Regions from separate parts of the Homo sapiens genome. Here all the other regions are linked to region 2. A link is a contact called in ENCODE Hi-C or POLR2A ChIA-PET data. All regions are on one chromosome and are shown on one strand. Each heading gives the region's core, a stretch centred on a gene start or an enhancer-like site at or near the end of the contact. The rest is flanking DNA. Distances are from core to core; before and after follow the strand shown.

What was found. Hi-C counts contacts between places; a loop is a spot of excess contacts on that map. ChIA-PET counts read pairs that join two places held with the same protein, here RNA polymerase II (POLR2A). Pooled maps may share reads with other maps.
Region 1: a pooled map shows a loop between it and region 2 (5-fold over the local background). The contact joins the enhancer-like site here to the promoter of GLI3 in region 2. A Hi-C loop is called at or near these places in 1 of 37 single-sample maps with no recorded cell type and 7 of 50 pooled maps. POLR2A ChIA-PET finds 5 or more read pairs at or near these places in 1 of 52 experiments (MCF 10A).
Region 3: a pooled map shows a loop between it and region 2 (2.8-fold over the local background). The contact joins the enhancer-like site here to the promoter of GLI3 in region 2. A Hi-C loop is called at or near these places in 1 of 168 maps with a recorded cell type or tissue (A673) and 4 of 50 pooled maps.

What each region holds. Positions count from the first base shown.
Region 1 is chr7:42,887,024-42,889,723 of GRCh38, reverse strand. No RefSeq gene overlaps it. Among named protein-coding and RNA genes, the nearest start is that of C7orf25, 24 kb to the left of the region's middle. RefSeq lists enhancers at 1,160-1,209, 805-1,348 and a silencer at 1,290-1,339. Within about 2 kb of position 1,308, at least 34 of the 41 ENCODE cell types and tissues checked have a DNase peak (open chromatin) inside an H3K27ac peak, as active enhancers do.
Region 2 is chr7:42,235,900-42,238,599 of GRCh38, reverse strand. It overlaps GLI3 (GLI family zinc finger 3), which reads left to right and starts at 1,391. Exons shown (of 15, transcript NM_000168.6): 1 at 1,391-1,629. RefSeq lists an enhancer at 666-1,647.
Region 3 is chr7:42,855,980-42,858,692 of GRCh38, reverse strand. No RefSeq gene overlaps it. Among named protein-coding and RNA genes, the nearest start is that of C7orf25, 55 kb to the left of the region's middle. Within about 2 kb of position 1,457, at least 5 of the 41 ENCODE cell types and tissues checked have a DNase peak (open chromatin) inside an H3K27ac peak, as active enhancers do.

The DNA of each region.
Region 1 (2,700 bases), core at 59-2,558, 650 kb before region 2:
TCAAAAGATGCAAATATATCATATACACCATTTATCAACATATATTTATGTTAAAATATTATATATAACTTTTATTTAATTACCTTTTTCCCCCTCTGTATCTAGGGGTTTGTTTATAAATCAGTAAGTGATCTAGGGCTAGCATGTTTGCTAGACCTGGCAGCTGCTAAGTATTTAAAGTTTAAAGTTCATCTCTTTTTTTTTTTTTCTTGGACTTGTAATAGCATAAAGCAACAGTCTCTCTCTCTCTCTCTCTCTCTCTCTCTCTCTCTCTCTCTCTCCCTCCCTCTCCCTCTTCCTCTTTTCTTTCTTTTTTATTTTAGGCTTTAGTTGCTTGAAGGCATTCTTAGTCTCTGCCTCTGGTTGATAAGAGGAAAAGAGGGAGGAGGGAAGGGCACAGTGTCTCTAGGCAGCCAGCTCTCTACAACTTCCGTGATTGCAAGATCATCGGTCCCCTTTTTCCTTCCTTTTTTTGTTTTTTTTTTCTTTTAAGTATAATCTTTAGAACGGCTTGTATTTCTTGGTGGCTAAAATAAAATTTTTTCTTCCTTCATCTCTCTGGATGTTTACCTGACATGCTCCTGGTGGTAGGAGTAGCCTCCTGGTGTTCTGTCCTTACAGAATGTTACCCGAAAAAATTGGAGGGTGACCTCTGTGTCTGCTGGCCTTGCAGGCAGCGGCTTCCCTTTCCATGGTGACCCACCGGAGCTCTGGAGGTGGTGGGGAGCGAGGAGCGACAGCAGCAGGAACCGAACAGGGCGGCGCCTGCCTGGCAGCGTCACTCTTGCGGGGCCTGTGGGACGCAGGTGAAGTTACTCCCATTAGGGTTAGGGTTAGGCCATATGATCCTTTCACCCTGGCTCCGCTTCACGAGCACAGTGAAGCCCAGTGTGTCGCATCACCCTCTCTGACTGTGACTAAGGAGAAATCGCTGCTTCCCAAGAGCCTGCTGGCGGGTTCTCGGGAAGTAGCGCGCAGCCGTGCCCTTTGCCATGGACAGGCCCGCCCACCACCCAGGCCCCAGGTCACGCAACAGCGCACCCAGCTCCAGGGACAACGCATCCTCCAATGGAGGCCGGCGACAGAGGGTCCCCACAGTCCCAGGAGGGGGTCTGATTCTGCAAAGGGAACACATCCTCCTACCACTGGGACCTGCCCTCCGCGCCGCAGGCAAGGAGCCGGCTACAGCCGCTACAATTCCGGAGAGTCCCGGAGGCGACTCGGACGACAGCAGGACCTAGTAGCGCGCAGCGACGAGCAGCGAGATCCAGCGCCTGTAAGCAGCGCGCGGCCCCAGACCTGCTGGGCCAGCTGATACAGCAAGGTAGCAAGCCCTCTGCGGGGGACAGACACCGGGATGGTGTCCAAGCCGCGACTGCAATCCTGCAGACTAGGCTAATTGTTTGGAATGAAACTTTATCAGTTTAGCCCGGCAATTACTCTCCTCAACAGCTGAGAGGCCAGGATAAAAGAGCATCAGCATGGGATCTACCTGCTTGGGGCCCTTTGGGGCGGCGTCACACTCAGGGATTAGATTTCAGGCACTGCTTCAGTGACACAACCGCAGTGTGAAAGTTTAAGCGTTTTTGGTACTTACAGATCCTGGAGGGAGCGCGGGCGCGCGCGCGCGCACACACACACACACACACACACACACACACACACACACACCACACACCAAGGAGTACAGGCAGAGAGAGAGAGAGAGAGAGAGAGAGAGAGAGAGAGAAGGGACCCGTAGACCAATACCTTTATTGGGTTCAGAGTGTTATCCAAACAGGTTTAATTGTTGAATTTAAAGCAAGCAGGCACTGGTTCCAGGAGGTCCCCCTGACTGAGAGGCGGTCACGTTAAGTTTGCAGGCAAATGTCTGAATGGTTCCTTGAAATGAAGCAGTATCTCTGGCCACCAACTGGAGCCATTCCAGTGGGGAATAGTATTAGAAACGGTGTCAAGGCTGACTGAGCCCTGCTTCTGGTATGAGAAAGTTAAAACATATTTTAAGATGGATGCCAAGGCAACATAAAATTATAAGCTCTCACCACATGTTTATACCCAGTTCTGGCATTAAAAAATGCTTCATTTTTTTCAAAAAGAGTTATAAAAAACTTTTGCCATGTGTTCTGTTTTCTTAGTTTTTCTGTTCTGTTTTTTGCTTTTGATAATTGGAAATGTTTGAACTTTTGTATTAGTACTGACGTTTTTATAATACCCATTCTTCCTTCTTTCCTTTAGATAATATTGACTGGGTCTCTACTGTAAGCAAGAAGAATATAATTTGTTTTGCAAACTCCTCTTTCCTTCCTTTCTCTGCCATTCAATTTTAATGATTAGAATAATGCATATTCTCTTTCTTTACTTGCACTCTGTGCACCTAAATATATTTAAGCTTCTGCTTTTTTTTTTTGGTAGCTTGAAATGATGTCATTTGTTTCCCAACTTTTGTAAGTAAATCATTGAGCTAATTATGCTTTTCCCTCTCTTTCTTTTTTTAGGTTGTGCTTTTTTCTGACTTTGTCAGAGAACATGTTTCTATATCATCCTTTGATTCTTATCTTACCTTTGGTTTAGTCTTAGATCTTCAGTTAAATATATTAAACACTCACTATTAATCTTGTTTCACCAGTTTTCCCAGGTGTCAGGTTTCTTGAAAAAAGCTCATGGGTCAGCATCCCCTGAGTTCCAGCATGTTCAAAACTG
Region 2 (2,700 bases), core at 142-2,641:
CGGCACGTTAGAGACCAGGCTCCAAGCCTGGGGTCTTTGTTTTTGTGTCTTTTATAAAGTGGCCCATAGGGACAGCAGGCTGTGTGGTGGGAGCTCCTCCTCGCTTCGCGGATTTGGCCCCGAGGGCAGACGAGTCCGGTGGAGAGAAAAACCCTGAACTTCCAAAGGCATCATCCCGCGAGAGGGAGTTTCGGGGATGGCTTTGGGAAAATGTAAAACAAGGAGATGGGGAGCCAAGGATGGGGGGCGGTGGTAATCAGAGAAGCCTTAAAAGAATAAAGGGGAGTCCAGCCCTTGAGCAAGAGTGAGAAAGAGAGGCTGGGTGGGAGAAGATGGGAGCAGACAGGACGCAGCACGAGTGCCAGGGCGCGCATTTGGGGGGTGTCCTGGCGGTGTGGAGAGAGAAGAGAGAGGGCGCGGGTGACATCACGCCCGGGCCCCCTTCCCCTCGCCGGGTGGGTGGGGCTTCGGCGCGCCGGGAGGGCGCGGGGTCAAGTAGGGGGAAGAGGAGGAGCAGGCATGAATGTGTCTGTGTGAAGACCGGGGAGGGGCGGAGGAGGAGGAGGAGGAGGAGAAGGAGGAGGAGGAGGAGGAGGCGGCGGCGGCGGCGGCGGCGGCGGCGGAGGGCGGGGAGGGAGCGCGCGCGTGGCTCGCGGCGCCCGGGCTCCCCCCCAGCCCCCGACCCCGGCCCGCGACGCGCCGCCTCCCAGCCGCCGCCGCCCGCCTCGCAGCTGGGACCCACTCCGGGCTTGGGGACCCGGCGGGCGGGAGAAGCGGGGGCTCCCGGCGCGGCCTGGAAGGAGCGAGAAAGCAAAAGTAAGGCGAGCAGCACTCCAAGTTTTCCCAACTTCGCCCCCTGCGGCGGCAGGCGTCCTGCTGCTCAGCGCGTCCCCTCCGAGCCCGAGAGTGGCTGAAAGAAAAGGGACTGGGCGGGGGCCGGGGCGGAGGAAGAGAGAGTGCGAGGGAGCGAGGAGAGTCCGGCAACATCTGTTAAAACTTGGGGGAGGAGGAGCGCGGGGAGGAGGAGGAAGAGGAGGAGAGAAGGGAAGGAGGGAGCGCGCGGGAGGGGAGCGCGGAGCCGAGGGACAACTTTTCCACCCCGTGAGTAGTGCAGGCGGTGCCAGGTCGGGGCGGGGGGCTTCTCCACCCAGCACGGGGCACCAGGCCGGGATGGGACCTTTTTCCAGAAAGTCGATTGGATGCCAGGAGAGGCGTACGGCTGGGGGTTTCTTTCTTTCTCTTTCCCCTCCCTCCCGCGGTTGAACCAAATCAGAACTGTCACTCAGGGCTTGTGAGTCAGAAGGGATCGGATTACACGATCCCCGAAACTGATGCCGGAGCTGCACGAGCGGGAGGGAGCGGGCAGGGGCAGCGCCACCGGCGCGCTCGCACACTCGCACTCGCGCACACCCGCCGCTCCCACTCACCCGCGCCGCTCTCCCGCCTTCCCCGCGCGCCCCGCGGCCGCCCGCGCCGCACCATGCCCGCGGCGGGCGCACCCCGCGCCCAGCCCGGCCGCTCGCGGTAGCCGTAGCCGCCCGCGGCCGCGCGGAGCGGGGAGCCGCCAGCCTGCGCCCCGTCCGCGGGTCTATGGGAAGTTCGGGGACTTGACAGCCGCTGCCGCCGCAGGTACGTCCCGCTCGAAGTTCTTTGTTTCGCGGACCCCGCAGCCCGCTCCTGCGGCCGCGCCCGCGCCTCCGGGGCCAGAGGTGGTCCCCAGCGTGGGGACGGGATGGAGTGAAAATGGCTGTCAAAAGGCGCCCAGATTTAGAGAGCCGCCGGTGAGGCGTCCGAGCAAGGCTTGCATTCGCTCCCTCCTCCTGGAAGGTCCTTTCCGAAGAGTCCGACCCGCGGACCGGCCGGAGACGGATTGGAGAATTTCACCTCCCGGAGGGGGGACGAAGTTTGCCGCAGTGGTGGCGGCGCCCCTCGCCTCCGCCCCCATCCAAAGGGTTCAGAAGAACTCCGCGAGCCCCGCACGCGCCTGGCTCCTTCCTTTGCGCGGTGGCGCTCTACGGCTCGGGCTTCGGGCGCGCACGGCGCTCGGGATGGGCGGAAGGAGGCGGGAGGCATGGTGGGTGCGCGCGGGGACCTCCGCCGCGGGGGCCGCCGCCGCTGGGGCTTCTCCAGCCCGGGCTATGCTTCGGAGGGCGGGGGTGTGGTGTGAGCGGATGGAGAGAGGCGCGCCTTCGTCGTCATAGAGGAAAAGTGAAAGTTGTACCATCTGTATATGATTTGGGATTCTCTTATTTCTTTTCCTTTCCAGGGGCAGCGCGCACAGACACACAAAGTAACCGTGGTCCATGCAATAATCATTTAAGGTGCCGCGTTTACACAGAGCAGCAGGGGACAGTTACTTTCTTGAGTAGCAGCGGGAAAACGGGCGGGAGAAGGCAGAGAGGGTGTAAATATTGATCCCAAACTTGCAGAGTTTGTGAAGCGACTTTTAAGCAGATTGTCCGAAGCGGACGCTCCACCCCGCACCCGGCCTTTTATCCTTTCCTGAACTTTGTGCTCCTGTCCCCCATTGCACCTCCTTCTGTAAGATGCCGTCCCCCGAGAGGCGCTGCACCCCAGGCTTCCCTGCCTGACCCCGCGTGGAAAGAGGATTAAGGAGGCTCCCTCCGCCGCTGGTCATCCTGCCCCAACTTCTCATCTCCCCAGTGCAGACTGCCGGGTAGATTCTGGCCTTGGGTACAG
Region 3 (2,713 bases), core at 208-2,707, 620 kb before region 2:
AAATGAGAATCACATGTGATACCAAAATAGGTTCAGGATAGACTATTGATAAACTTATGGTCAGACCAGGGACTGAGAGCTGATTGTTGAATAGAAGCATCTGATTTTATGTGTGTATTGCAAAGGAATATTTGTTATGCAATTTAATATTGATTGCCATAAATTATTATAAGAAACAGCATTATTAACACATACCCCAATAATTTAAAATTACATGTGATTCTAAAATGCTCATCTAGAGTTCACTGCACTGTTGATGCAGGAAAATAGGTTTGCAAAGCAAATTAATAATTTGAAGAGAAAGAAAACTAACATTTAGAATGTGCTGGGTATGGTGCCAGATCCATTTCTGTCGTTTATCTAATTTAATTCTGACAAAAGCTCTGTGAAGTGCTATTCTTATTCTTTTTTTTGTTTTCTTTCTACAGATTAGGAAAGGATGCTCATAAGGTAAATAACTTGCCCAAGTTAGTAGTGAGTGGAACCTGAAGCCCAGGTCTTCTAAGTCTAAAGCCCAAGACTAATATTTTTAAGAATGAATGGTAACAACCTGTTTTCAAACACCTGAGAAACTGCTTTAACAGTGGTCTCTACCTGACAACACAGGAAGTGTTCATTATAATATTTTAAAATATGGTTCATTTAAACCTAAAATGTGTGGCAGCCAAAAGTGGACTAGTTTGTAAAAGCATTGTATTTTAAAAGAACTCTACCATAAAATCATTTACTCTGAAAATTTCAGCTTCACTAAAGAGTTCACCGTGACTAAGTAGTTTAACAAATTCAAATTCGAGTTTAGGAGTAACTCAGTTCAAGGGCAGGGCTGGCACCATTAAAGATCCGGAATGTAGGAGACAGGGATTGCTCCAGGGGTTGGTAATTCATACTGCTTTTTATTCATAATGCCTGTGACTTAAGTCAGCCCAGGCAATCATTAATCATCCACTTTTCCCTCTACCTTTCTTTAGCGGGGCGTGGGGGAACCACCTTCAAATTTATCCTGTCTGGGAGGATGTGGCCAGAAGGCAGAAGTGTGAGAGAGAAATTGTGTCTTCTGAGCTCTCCATTCTCATCTCTTTCTGAAATTGGGTGTTTCTTTCTTTTCTCTTCTTTTCTTTTCCTTTCTTTTCTTTTCTTTTCTTTTTTTTTTTTGAGACGGAATCTCGCTCTGTCGCCCAGGCTGGAGTGCAGTGGCGCGATCTCGGCTCCCGGCAACCTCTGCTCCCGGGTTCAAGCAATTCTCCTGTCCCAGCCTCCCGGAAATTGGGTTATTTCTTTCCTCGTTAATGATTTCTCCAGCCGCAGTACCATTTCTGAGGGCGTCCAGTGATCTCGACCGTCCCCAGCACTTCTCACCTGCAGCAGCTGTGCCGCCCTCCTGAGAACACTGCGTGTCGCCCCGTGTACCCCTCTCTCACTGCAGCCAGAGGGCCCCTTCCTGGGTCCTGGTTAGATCACATAGCATCCGTAGCCGAGTGGCCCCACGGCCCGGGCTCCAGGCACGCTGCACTTCAAGAAGCACAGTCCAAGGGGCAAAAATTATGACTCCAAAAATTACGGAGGGGAATTCCATTCATCAACCCAGTCAGCCTTTCGAGTATCTATTACTTTCCCCATTCTTTCTCGCGCGCACGCGCACACACCGCAGAGTCTTTGCTGCTCCAAGCGCCACCTCCTCCTCCTCTCTCCCAGTTTTTTCCAAGCGGCTCTCACTTCCATCACCGCATCCTACTTTCTCTCTTAGTCTACGTATTTTACTCTATCCTCCACGTGCTTTTCCTCTTCTTCATGCCGACCCTCAGGAACTGGTCTTGCAGGTGGGGACGTTGGATAAGGGCTTAGAATGAGGAGCAGAGGCTGATTTTCTTAGGCAGGCAAGGGTCGGGCTGCCTCGGAACATTCCCAGAGTAATGAGTTTTATTAACAATGGCCTGCAGGCAAAGCCCTCGGCCTTCCCTAGCTCAGCTCCCCGGCTCCGGGGGCTGTTCCAGGCGGCGCGCTGGGTTGAGGTGGAGTGCGCCTCCCGCACGCAGGTCTCACTGTGCAGCTCCACTCGCCCTACCTCCGCGCAGGGCCAAGCCTTTTCTAGCATAAATTGCATTGCGTGGCATTTCTCCTCTAGTTTGGTTTGTGCGGGAAAATCTGTGCTTTGAAATGCAATGATCAAACTCAGCCTATTTCCAATATCCAGAGTGTCAGTGCCTCAAAATAATAGCCAACGCGTAAGTCTTTATTCAATTTATTTTTTCTGATTGGAAAAGCTTAAAAATGAAAGCTCCACAGAAACATGTAAGATAGGACCATGAAAGGTCTCCCATTCAAGGGATTTTTTGGTCCACTTTTTGGTTATACAGTCCTGGAGATATTTTCAGTACATACACTATATTATTACTATAAAAGAGGGAAATACTATAGATACCACTTGGAAATTTGCTTCTTTACTCAGTTACAATGCTTCTATCTTGGACATTAATAATGTCAGTTCCAAAAACCAGTCTTCAAGCATCCCAGGGCAAAGGGCCAGTTTCTTCACATGATTATTTTTTTTTTTGTGTGATGGCGTCTCACTCTGTTGCCCAGGCTGGAGTGCAGTGGTGCGATCTTGGCTCACTGCAACCTCCACCTCCTGGGTTCAAGCGATTCTCCTGCCTCAGCCTCCTGAGTAGTTGGAACTACAAGCGCATGCCACCATGCTTGGCTAATTTTTGTATTT